2 separate regions of the Mus musculus genome follow, and region 1 is linked to region 2. Evidence: chromatin contacts called from ENCODE Hi-C or POLR2A ChIA-PET data. All regions are on one chromosome and are shown on one strand. The core of a region is the stretch at or near the end of the contact, and the rest is flanking DNA. Distances in the headings are between cores, read along the strand shown.

Region 1 (5,975 bases), core at 1,067-3,566, 290 kb after region 2:
GTAGATTCAAGGGTTAATTCAGGTTAACTCGGCCATCTCCCTAGCCTTTGCTTTTCTATACAGTATAAATATACAAAAGCTTGATGTAAGTTAATTTTATCAATTGGTCTTTTGAGCTTGCTCAGAAAGCCAGTTTATAAAGCTAATTAGTACACAATTGCCAATCTATTTCCAGAATGTAAAAACATTGTAGTTAGCATGTGACAGGCACTTGTGAAATAATTCTGGTCAATTGAATAAAATACCTTTTGGGTTTGTGTGTCCATGAATTCAATAAACAGAATGGAATGGTTATTAAAGCATATGTAACTCTGAAAGATAACCAGGTTCAAACTCCAGCTTGGTTATCTTTGGAAAAGGTCAACTATTCCTAATCTTCATTAAACCTAGATAAATGTTCATTCATGGCCCAACGCACGCTGCGACTAAAATACCTGTTTCTTAATTGCTATTGTGCCTTTAAACTGGTTATAAGATCTGAGGAAAAGGCCACATTTCATATTCAGTTCTGTACCCCTCTCCACACTTAATTACACGTCGTGTTCTCAAGCCATGCAGTTAGCCTTTTGTGCAACTATTTTCTTCTGGCAATTACGTGGAAAAACTTCATTATTCTGGTTTTGACTAGGGCTGAAAGCAGTTGGTTCTGCTAGTAAAAACCAGCACCAGACAGCCAAGCGAACTTCCTCCTGCAGAAATGCACTGCCCTGTGCTTCAGAAGCAAACGACCCAATCTGAACGATCTAACTCAACTGACAGTCTCTGGCTGCGTTATGACCCTCCACAAGACTCTATTTAAGATATACAGCGTTGGAAATGTCGTAGATGTCACGGGGTTGCATGGAGTACTTTCACACCTGCCGAAGGGGGTAGGGCATCACAGTGTTTCCTGAACCTGTTCCAAATCCTTTCCAATTACACCCTCTAGTTCTGAAGCGGTGAGTCTTGTTCTGCCGGAGGATGAATGCCTGAGGCTGAAACACGGCAAACTCCAGATGGCTGAAGGCTGCGAGCTGACCCGGCGCAGCAGACACCGCAGGCGAGGCAGAGCGCCATCACCAGCCCTGCGCACCTGAGGCCACAGCAGCGGGTCCACCGCTCTCGCCCAGGCGGCCGAGCAAGATTGAGGACCTGGGACTCAGAGGGGCGAATAGGACAGCCGCACCACAGTCCCAGCCATACAAAGGCGCGAATGTGGCGACCACAGGCCAGGCTCCGCCCCAGGGCGGTGCCTAGGCAGGAAGAGGGCGGGACCGCCGGGGCCCGTCGCCTAGGCAACCCCTCGCTCTGCCCGGGCTTTTCAGAAAGCCCTAAATCCGGCAGCTGTGGGGGAAGGGCGGGATGGGAAGCTGAAGGTTGTGCTCCCCTGCGGGAAGCACACTGCGGTGCCCGCTGCCAACTCAGTGTGACGAGGACATGGGCAGCCTCAGATGCGGCAGGGAGGGGAAGAGCTAGTTAGGATCAGAGAAGAGCTGCTCCCGCCAGCCCGCCCACCGTAGATCTCCGCGCTGAAAAGAGCACCCCTCGGGGGCCCCTTTGTCTCCAGGCCATTCTAAACCCAGCACCGGGAGGCGACACAAAGGGACGATGGGGGCGGAAGGCGCAGGCGCGTGGAGGCGCCGAGGATGCTGGGAGTGGTGGTCCCTTTGCGTGTCGATAGCTGCCCTCCCGCGCGGGTCCGCATCCATCGCCAGGGAGCTGCGCCTGCGCGTCCACTTCCGCCTCGCTCGGCTCCGCCCGCTCGTCCCTCCTGGAAGAGGACAGCTCTCTAGTACTAGGCGTGCGGGGGGCGTTGCCGATCCCACCACACCTCCTTCTCGTCCAGATTGGCCGCAGAGGTAAGAGTCGCAAGGGGATTGGCTGACGCCGTTGCCATTTCTGTTCGGGGGCCCTATTTATACCGCGCTAGGAGGCGGGGGAATGCAGTTAACCCAGCGGAGGGTGGCTCTTCTCAGGTTAGTCGGTTTGAAGGCAGCGATCTGGAGGCTCGTCCGGCCCCGGCGTGTCTCGAGGAGCAGGCTAGCACCCCGCGGTTCCCGGCCGGCGTGCGGCTCCGCCCAGTAGGTCCGCCACCGAGTGTCAAACTCCTAGTAAAGTTTCGCGTCGCCGGTCTCCCCTGCCCAGGCGACCCCGCCGCTGTCCCCTCGGCGACCCTGGCCCCCAGCGACAATGACAGGCCACGCCCCCGCGCGGGCCGGCCTCGCGGCCCGCCGCCCCCCGGCCCGGGACGGTGAGGGGCGTGAATGCGGTGGGGGCGGGGCCGCCTCCGGGAGGAGGGGTGGCGGGGCGCATGCGCGCTGCGCGCGGGGCTGAATGTTTCCCAAGTGTTTGAAACTGGTATTTGGGTTTTCCACGTTGGACAAGTGCGGCGAGGCGGGCGGCGGAGCGCGCCCTTCCCGCAGCCGGCCCCGCTCTCTCCGCTCTCCACGCTGGTGGCGGGTGGGCGGCGGTGGCCGGCCCTCTTTGGGTGTGTGCGCGCTAGTACGCACGGCCCCCCGCGCCGCCCGCCGCCCGGGAGGGGGCCTGCACGGCCGGCGGGGTGTGCGCTTGAGCTTCGGCCGCCGCGGCCCGCGCCTGCAGGCGCCGGGGTCCCCGCGGCCCCGGAGGCGGCGCGGCAGGCGCCAGATGTAGCCGCCGGCCAGCCCGGCCGGAGCGGCGGGGGGGCGCGGAAGGGCGAGAGAGCTTTGCATTTTGCAGTGCTGTTTGAGGGGGGCGGGGGGTGGAGGAAGCGGAAAGCCGCCGAATCGCCGGGGACCTCCGGGGTGAACCATGTTGAGTCCTGCCAACGGGGAGCAGATCCACCTGGTGAACTATGTGGAGGATTACCTGGACTCAATCGAGTCACTGCCTTTCGACCTGCAGAGGAACGTCTCGCTGATGCGGGAGATCGACGCCAAATACCAAGGTACGGCGGGTGATGGATGGGCGGGGGCGGCCGCGTCCATCCCTGGGTCCCGGCGGCGAGGCTGACCGGTCCTGCTGGAGCCGGAGCGCCCGGTAGCGTCCTCGGAGGGCTAGGAACAAAAGGTCTGGAGCGCCTTTGATACGCCGAGGTCCTTGTGTACCGAGCTCCGGGACATGGAGAAGGAAGGAGCGCGAACGGCTGGCTGCAAGGCTGCGCGACCAAAGCGCTCTTTGTAGTGAAGTGATGAGGCGGTGCTGCGGGGGAGGGGGCGCGGGGCTCGGCCGCGTCCTCGGGGAGGGGGTGAAGGCGGCCGCGCGAGGTGGAGTGCTATGCGGGCGCCGCGGCCGTAGGGCGCGGGCACCGGGCTAGAGAGAGGGCTGCGGGCCGTACTCCGGCGGAGCTGAGTGCGGGTCCGGAGAGTCGCCGCCTCCCGCCAGGTTCTGGTTCTAAGTGTTACATAAAGTACTGGGCAGTCCTGACTCGGGGTCGCGCGATCGCCCAGGCCCTGCTCTCCTGGGCCCTCTCTTGGCTCTGGACAGGGCTCCGGGCCGACTGCGAGGGGCGCCGGCGCGGTGTGTCTTGGGGAGGAAGAGGGTGAAAGGGAGGATCGCAGCCGACTAGGTGTACGACTGCGCTGCGATCGGTGGACGCGAGCTGGGCTCTGGCTGGAGAGGAGCGGGGCAGGTGAGGGACCTGCAGCCCACCCGAAGACCCGGGCTGCCCAGAGTGGCGAAGAGGCGGAGCCTGCGTGCCCGCCGGGAACTGTTGGCTGTTGGGGAAACTTTGCTGTGAGGTCAGGGGGCTCTGTTTTGAACGTGGATGGCCGCTCGGAGTTTACTCTTGTTTACAGAACTGCGCAGCAGGGAAACGGAAGAGTTGGGGGTGGTGGAGGGCCACTGCCCAGCACTGCATACAGAGACTTGCTGGGGAAAGCGCCCCTGCGCGCTCTATCCGAGATGCAGCTTCGCAGCTCGGTTTATAGGAGAATCATTAGCATATTGCGGAACGTTCCGCCTCTGCGGCCCTTTGATTGGTCGCAACATCCCCCGTGGAATGTCCTTATCATTGTGCTACAGAGTCATTGGGGGGCGGGCAGTATGGGGGCGGGCTTTGCTCGGGACTCGCTCCAGTCTGTGTTTCCGCTGTCTGCTTTTTTTTTTTTTTTTTTCCTCTGGTAGAGGGCCGGGCGGAGAGAGGAGGTGAGTTGATTTGAATGTCTTCGGGTCGCCCGTCCTCTGGCCTTGGGTTGGCTCCTGTCGCTGCTGGGGCGGGCCACCGTCGCTGGCTCTGCGCGCTGATTGGTGTACCTCCTGGTCTCCGCCCTCAGCGTCGTCGACTCACATAGGCTTCGGGCGGGGCGGGGCAGGGCGGGGCGCGCTTCCTGAGTCTCGTAGGCTGGAGTGGATCGCGGCCACTTTCCGGCTGCGAGGCTATGGCGGCGGTGGCCTCCGGGAGGATGCTGCGCTTACCTTCTCTGCTCTGGCTCCCCGCGGGAGCCTCTGATCGCTTGTCGCGTTTCCGGTAGGCTTGAATGAGCGGGAGTGCCTCTGTCGGGACTGCGGGTCTGTGTGTCCCGTGCTGTCCTCCTGCGGGCTCGTGTGTCCGAATGGCTCTAGAATATTCAAGTCCTTGCTCAGAACTACTGTTGGCAGACCGAGTTTTTGACGGCCGCCTTAGTGCTTCAGATGTAGAAGAGTTCGAAAGGAGGGTCTATGTTTTGGTTGTTGTAAATGGAGTTTGTTGCTTGAATTACTTTTCAAATATTATAGAAAATACCCCCAGGAAGCAATGCCTCTTTCTTAAGCGCAACCTTATATAAAGTTAAAGTGGCTTAAAGTAATTGGACAGATTAGATGGAACTGCAGGCCCATTTAGTCACTACCTTTATCCTTGTTGGTACTGAATGGTGGCCCAGCAGCAGGCTGAGGCTGAGCTGACAGGTGCCTCCCTGTGTGGAAGTAGTGCTGTCCTTGTTTGTTGCTTTTACCAACATTTTTGTTTTTATCAAATATTTTACGTAGGGTAACTAAAAATCTGTGTTATTGTGTGAGCTCCACAATAGCTTCTGGTAAGTTTTTGATGGCATTTTTCTCCACAAGCTTCACCTGGATTAAGGCAGGAAGAAGCAGTCATTTTCATTTAAATTAGCAACGGGAAGAATTACTCTTTTACAAAATACCAGTATAATCTTTGAAACATTGCTGGGTGTGATGGCAGGAGCCAGAGATCCCGGTTGGAGACAGGACCGGCTCTGATTGTATGCCATTTAACCCAGGATGGAGCTCAAAAAACAATTTGCTATTGGTTTTGTTATTTTTTCTCATTGACCTGGAACTCTTAAAGATCCACTTGCCCTTCCTTCTAGTATTAAAGGTATGTGCCATCATGCTCCAAAATGTGTATCTTAGGTTGTCTTTGGTAAGTTAAGTCAGTCGACTTACCTAGAAACTTCCTTTTAGATACTAGGACTGTACATGCCTCCTGTGTGGGGTCTGTTGTTCTTCCATGAATAATGCCTGCAGAACCTGTATGTAGCCTTACCTGTTGAGAGACTTCAGTGTCAGCCCTTGTGTTGTCTTCTAGGGTTTTGTTGGGGTGTGTGTGTGTGTGTGTGTGTGTGTGTGTGTGTGTGTGTGTTGAAACAGGGTCTTGATAAGTAGCTCTGGCCAGCCTGGAACTCTAAAGAGGTTTGACCCTGCCTGAATTGCCGTTTCCTGTCAGAGAAGCACAGAGTAGGGAGGCGGTGAATTTCTAGGTATCCTCTCTGACTGCCAGCCCGTCCACACAAGCATCTCTAGTAATTCCTTTAATAGATGGCAAAAAGGTCTCAAGGAAAATCTGATACCATTTACTGTTTGAGAAAAATACTCTTGGAGTTTTCTGGTATGTCCCATATTTCAAAAACAAAATAGTTTTTCCTTAGCGCACACAGAATTTCTTGGAGGTGTGGGTGGTTAATCAATTTGGCTTTGAGGTAATCCACTTAGGGCAGAATTTTTTTTTCTTCTGTTCACTTTTGTTTTTAAAACGACCAATGTTTTTGTTAGTTTCTGACATTTGAAGTGTTCTT
Region 2 (6,053 bases), core at 1,278-3,777:
GGAGAAAAAACAAGCACAGAATGAGACACGCACGCCGCACTTTGCAAAGCGCTTGGTAGAATCCAAGTTTTAAACCGTTATAGACGGCGATGTGGTGTTGAAAGGGAGGAGAGGACACAGGGTGAACCATTTAGCAAGCTTTATTAGAGGCGCCGTGTCAGCTCGGAAATAAAATTCAGACCCATAGTCTGCTTCAGGTGGTAACGGTTCCTTCAAAATAAACGTGTGCTAATAATGGTCCCTGGCTCACGAGAAGCCTGTATTTTTAACAGCATCCTCCAAGCAGCATCACCATGGAGATCCTCTGCCCAAAACAACCCCATCTGGAGACACTTATTTTATATTGGAGCCCAACAAGTGCCTCCAGGACGGTGAGCTGTTCTTAATTGTATATTTTGTAGATGGGGACACTTGACAGCCAAGTAAAGCCCAGTGGTCAGGTCTGTTCCTCTCTCTGACTCACAACCCAGACATTTCAGCCTGCGTTCTCATAGTCCTCCTGACATTTCAAATGTCAGGCACCTCCCTGTGCTCCGCCTGCTTCTGAATGTGAGTTCCAGTCACCAGCAGGGCCAAAGGCTTTAGCCTGAGCTGAAGAAGGACCTTCTAGAACACACAGAGAAAAACTCCGAGGGACCTCAGCAGACTTAAACTGACTTAACTGTCCCCACCTCTGACTACCTGGACCCCATGAAATGTTGATATCAGGAGATACCCTGTGCCTTTAACCACAACCTGAGCTTGCCACGAAGCTGGTTCAGGCTGTTTTATCAAAAGTACCTGGATAGGAAAGCCCACACTGAGAAAGGAGGTTACTAATTAATAACTAGTGGCATGTCCACCCATTGCTGAGTCCATCCCTTCTATGGAGTCATGAACACCAGAAGGTAGGCAAGTGCAAGTCCCCCAGGTGGAAGGCCATCCTCCTCCTTAGTGTCTGCCATTCCCTAAACCTGCTGCTTTGAAGCCAGGGCAGTCTAGCCCACTCGTTAACTTGCACAGGGCCTCACCCTTCCCCCATTGATTTCACTCAGAGAAACTAGCCCAACAAGAGACTCCAGGAGCTGCAGGGTCTGTGTGAGAAATGGCTCCCAATCGCCCACATTTAGCAGAGACTCAACAACAGCCTCGGGTTGCTAGATTTCTCTGTGAAAGCCAAGGGGAGCTCCTTAGCTAAAGACTGCTGCGTAGCGAGGCTGGGATTTTCTGAAGCTTCTGCCATCTAAGAAGCACAATTCCAGTCACCTGCAGGAAGCCTTCTGACCAATTTCCCAGAGTTGTTCCTATGTCCCTCAGGGGATTCTACAAGCTCAGTAGACACTGCAATCCCCATCCTGGGCAGAGACAGTGAAGCCCAAGGCCTACAATACAGAAGCCCAGAGGGGAGGGTTACTAGTAGGCATCTTGCCTGGGACCTACTCCAGGTCTTAAGAAACTCTTGACAGAATCCAGAACCAAAGAGATAGAGAGCCCCCTCTTCCTACAGCCTAGACACAAAGATGTCCAATCCTAGAGCCAACACGGATATCTTCATTGACGAAGGAAATCTTTTTCATTTTTTAGGCAAGCAGGAAATCTTATTACCAAGTGCTGGTCTCCAGAAAGCAATTCAGATGAGTTGACTATTCAAATAGCATATAAATTATGATTTGCTTTTTCAGAAAGTTTAAAAAAAAGCAGAAAAAAATGTTTGGAGGCAGGAAGTGGAGACAGGGTCTCGTTATATAAGTCAGGCTGGCCTCGAACTCTAAATGCTCTGCTCAGCTTTCCTGGTGCTGGCCTTACAGGAAAAAGACCACCAACCTGACCGAGAGAAGCGTTGGAGACCACGCATCCTATGTCCTATTCTGGTTGGCCTTGAATCTTCTGTAAATGACTTGATTGGAAACAAACATCATGTTTTAGAAAAACAGCCACAGGTCCTGTGATGTGTTCACTTTGTCAAGTAGGATTAAGGCTGAAATGTCTCTATTTGGATCCCTCATGATTTCCATTTTTATAAAGTGGCCCTTGCTGGATTTCTCCCCAACACAGGGGCTTGTTCTGCTATAGTCCAGGGCACAGAGGTAAAACCATCAGAGCTAAGACCCTGAGACCCTGTCCAGTCAGGTCTGACATTTACATCCGAAATAACTAATTAAAACACGAGTCTTTGTTCACAGTTGTTTCCGCACATGGTGACCTGCTAGGACTTTATGGCTTGCATAGGTTTGAGGTTAAGTTGGGGACTTCACATGAGAAGAGTTGTGTCACAAACACAACTTCCTGACTTCCTGAGGCCCCTCAGCAAAATGGAAAGATGTATGCCATTGGTGAACCCAGTGGTGCCCCCTTGGCTCCGGATCTGAAGGACTTTACAAGGCCTGCTCATTCTTCTCCCTGTCTGGAGCACACTGGGCCACGCCCACCAGCTCCCAGCCCCATCTGTTTCAGATTCTAGAACGGGAGGAACTGGAACATTCTGTGAACTGCACAGTCCCTTCCCCTCCTAGGGTCAATTGGATTAGCTAAGTCCTGTTCTTGCTTCCCATGAGATTCAGGCAAGAGGAAGTGGGTCAGGAACGCTGCCCACTTGGGGCCCTGGAATGTGGCCTCGTAACCTCAAAGGACAAGCCATATGAGACTTAGTCTCTCTCACAGAAGTCGACCATCCACAGACTAGAGAGTGAAGAACCCAACTACACAGGGGAAGGCACCACAGAGGGCTTTCAAGCTCGAAACAAAAAACAATTACGTTTCCAGAACTGGAGGGAACTGAATGAAAACCACGTCTCTTCTGAAAGTCCTGTTCGCCACTCCCTACTCGACCCATCATTGCAGTCAGAAGTGGGAGCATGCAAAGATCTCTACGTGGAAGCAGGCAGGAGAGCACACTCCCCAAGTCCTGTGTTGTGGTTTGAATGGCCTCTCCCTTGGGCTCAAGTATTTGAATACATGGTCTCCAGTTGGTGACACTATGTTGGTAGGGTGTGGAGCCTTTAGGCATCAGGGCCATAATGAAGGAAGTGGGTCACTGGGGTGGGTCATGAGGCTTGATAGCTCAGCTAAACTTCTTTCTCTGTATTTCTTGTTCCACCAAAATGTGAAGCAAAGTGCCCCACCGGCACGCCTCTGGCACTAAGGAGCCACCTGCTCCCATGCTTTCTCCATGGTGGACCATCTCTCAAAGTGTGAGCCAGGGTACACCCTTCTTCTCTTTCAGTTGCTTCCTGTGGTGTATTTGCTCATAGTAACAAGAGTGTAACCAGTACTGCCTCCAGTCCCCTTTCAGACATGGGCACAGACAATGTTCCAATAGCCGAGGCCACATTAAACAGAAGCAGAAGGCACAATATTGAAGGAATGCAGAAGGCCCTAGGGAATAATCCCCAGTTCAAATACCTTTTATATTCTCTGTCTCTGCAAACCTCTCGGGACAGGTTAAAACGACCTGTATTAGCAAAACACTCCCATCAAGGTTTCCAGAAAGTAGACCCATCAGCCATGCTGGCATAAGTAAACTATGGTAGGTTGACAACTTCACAGTGCACAGTGTTCCTGCCAAAGAAGGTAGGGGACATAGATAGAGGTCAATGGCCTTCAGTGAGATGAAGACTCTTCCAGGTTGTCCCTGAACGGAAGACATCACCAGACGCCATGTGACAGGCCAGTGACAAGATGCTTGCTGTGCCAGAGCACTGTGTGAGCGAGGCAGAGCACATGCCACCATGCAGAGGTGATCTGCCCTACAGATTCCCTAACCATGACATGTGTGCTATCAGAGTCAGGCTTGGAAGGAGCACACAGGATGTCCTTGCATTTCTGAAATTCCCTTGCTGCTGATGGGGATGGGCACCAAACATCCGCTTGAACAGTTTTTATGTTTCCCATCCCTCCAAATAGGGACATGTGGAGCTCTGCAAAGCCTCGACGGCTTATCTTTCAGATTTGTTTTCACATTTCCTATCCTGTGAAAAATGTCAAAATACTTTCCTAAGGATGTCGCTAGTCCACTGCACTTCCTGTCATGGCGCTTCCTCAGGGGTCTTCAGAATAATTACTTACCCAACCAAAGAAATATGTGAATGGGGAAACATGCATTTCAGGGCTACCAGAGCAGAATTAAAAGCACACACCAATGAAGGAAGAATGGTGAGCCGCCCTTTCATGTGCTATGGGTGCTATGGTCAGGGGATGCAACCCTGTACAAAACTGGAAATATCCATAGAATGTCTCCTCAACTATATAGAATTAGAAAATTAACATAACTAAGTAGAGATCACAATATGGGGTCAAATATCACCGCCTAAATAATAACTGCTTAAAAGATTAGGTTTGAGTCAGCTTTGATGGCACAGGCCTGTAGTACCAGTTAATTGGGAGGCTGAGGCAGAGGGATTCCACATTCAGAGTCCACGTGGGTCAACAGTGAGCTCAAGATCAAGCTAAACAATTTAGGGAGACCCTGTCTCAAAATAAAAAGTAAGGGGGGCAGGAGTATAGGCTACTAGTGGGCGCTAAGCCTGTGTGAAGCCCAGAGCTCTCTGTCCCCAAAACAAACCAAAAACTGACTTTTGCACAGCATTTTTGGACTTCCAAAAATAAGCCTGGTTGATTCAAAGGTAAAAATATTGTCCCCGCAGGCTAAGGGGCTCATACCCGCCATCACCTACACTTATATCATTATTTTATAACTTTGTTTTGCTTTTTTTTTTTTTAAAGACAGAAAGAACTCCCCAGGAGATGTGAAACCCTTCTTTATCTTCATTCAGCTGAGAGGAGAATTTAGTTCAGGAAAATATCATTTCTGTCTCTTTTGATAATGGAATACAGACACAGAACAACCATTACTACCCTGTAAACTTACAAAATAACTCTGCCCCAGTTTGAAAACAACTACAAGTGTTGATACATTCTTGGCAAAACATAAAATTAAAAATTAGCAAGCCAGTTGAAATCCTAATGTTCGGCTCCTCTCTCCTCCTTCTCTGCACCCCCAATAATATGACTAAGGCTTTGCCAGCACAATTCATGACCCATCTGCTTCTCATTTGAGACCAAGTTGCAGAACCCATGTGGGCTCCCACCAACACCACAGGCTGCGGAGGCGAGGGTGTCGGCTTGGCTTCGAGTCGAACCAACATGTGACCACACTTCTGGTCCTATTTTCCTCCCATCATGCAACTCTGGTGACTCATTCTCATTGCTTTTCTTCCCTCCCACTGGATGGGGGCGGGCATCAAATGTTCTTGCTGGGGAAGAGGACACCCCATAGGGAACACATAATGAAGTCCAGTGCCTCGTCTCCAGAGTATTAAGTCTTTCTCCAGCTGCAGACAGATGAGGCTATAATTAGCTGTCATGTGACGGTGGCCATTGGACAGCAACATTCGTGATGAGTTGGTGAGCATGTATTCCCACAGGGACCCACGGAGGAGATGACCTAGAGAGATGGTTCCCGTGACTCTGAGTCACCAGCCAGGGACATCGAGGTGGGCTCAGCAAAGTCCCTACTTTCAGACAGAACTCATCCTTCACTACATGGCCGCCTACCTTCCGCATCCCTGCATGCTGTTCTCACTGGTCCACGAGGTCAGAACACTTCCTCTTCCCCTCCCAATATTATAGCCATTGACCTCGCAAAGACTATCAACACAAGTCAGGCCATGATGGTTTCCCAGTTGTCCTTAAGAAAGACTAATGTTACACAGCCAGGCATGAAGAAGTGGAGGAGAGCTATCTCCTCCATCTTGGAGATGACGACCAAGCTTGTTTCTGTCCTTCTCCTTTCCCCCTCCTCTCAGTCCTCCTCTTTCCCTCCTCCCCAGTCCTATCTTCTTATCCTGCCTCAGCCTCTGAATTCAATCACCTACTACCACTTCTTACATCTGACCCTCAGGTCAAATCCCACCATCTTTTCCACACTGTACCTTCAGAGAGGTCCCCAATGGGCTACGTGTGGAATCTGGGAGCTCTTGGGGAATTCCTGATGCCTTTCACTATCTCTCTGACCCAGCGCACTCTCTGTGCATTCCTACACTACAGGAACCATTCCAAGCACACGCTCTGGTTTG

The links. Hi-C counts contacts between places; a loop is a spot of excess contacts on that map. ChIA-PET counts read pairs that join two places held with the same protein, here RNA polymerase II (POLR2A).
Region 1: a map of heart shows a loop between it and region 2 (1.9-fold over the local background). The contact joins the promoter of Ing1 here to the enhancer-like site in region 2. A Hi-C loop is called at or near these places in 1 of 37 maps with a recorded cell type or tissue (heart). POLR2A ChIA-PET finds 5 or more read pairs at or near these places in 1 of 5 experiments (Patski).

The regions. Positions count from the first base shown.
Region 1 is chr8:11,554,141-11,560,115 of GRCm38, forward strand. It overlaps Ing1 (inhibitor of growth family, member 1), which reads left to right and starts at 2,317. Exons shown (of 2, transcript NM_011919.5): 1 at 2,317-2,905. The coding sequence starts at 2,770.
Region 2 is chr8:11,268,549-11,274,601 of GRCm38, forward strand. All of the region lies in intron 1 of Col4a1 (collagen, type IV, alpha 1), which reads right to left. All of the region lies in intron 1 of Gm32709 (a long non-coding RNA gene), which reads left to right. Among named protein-coding and RNA genes, the nearest start is that of Gm32709, 10 kb to the left of the region's middle. Within about 2 kb of position 2,528, at least 1 of the 3 ENCODE cell types and tissues checked has a DNase peak (open chromatin) inside an H3K27ac peak, as active enhancers do; it is heart, where a contact is called at or near this core.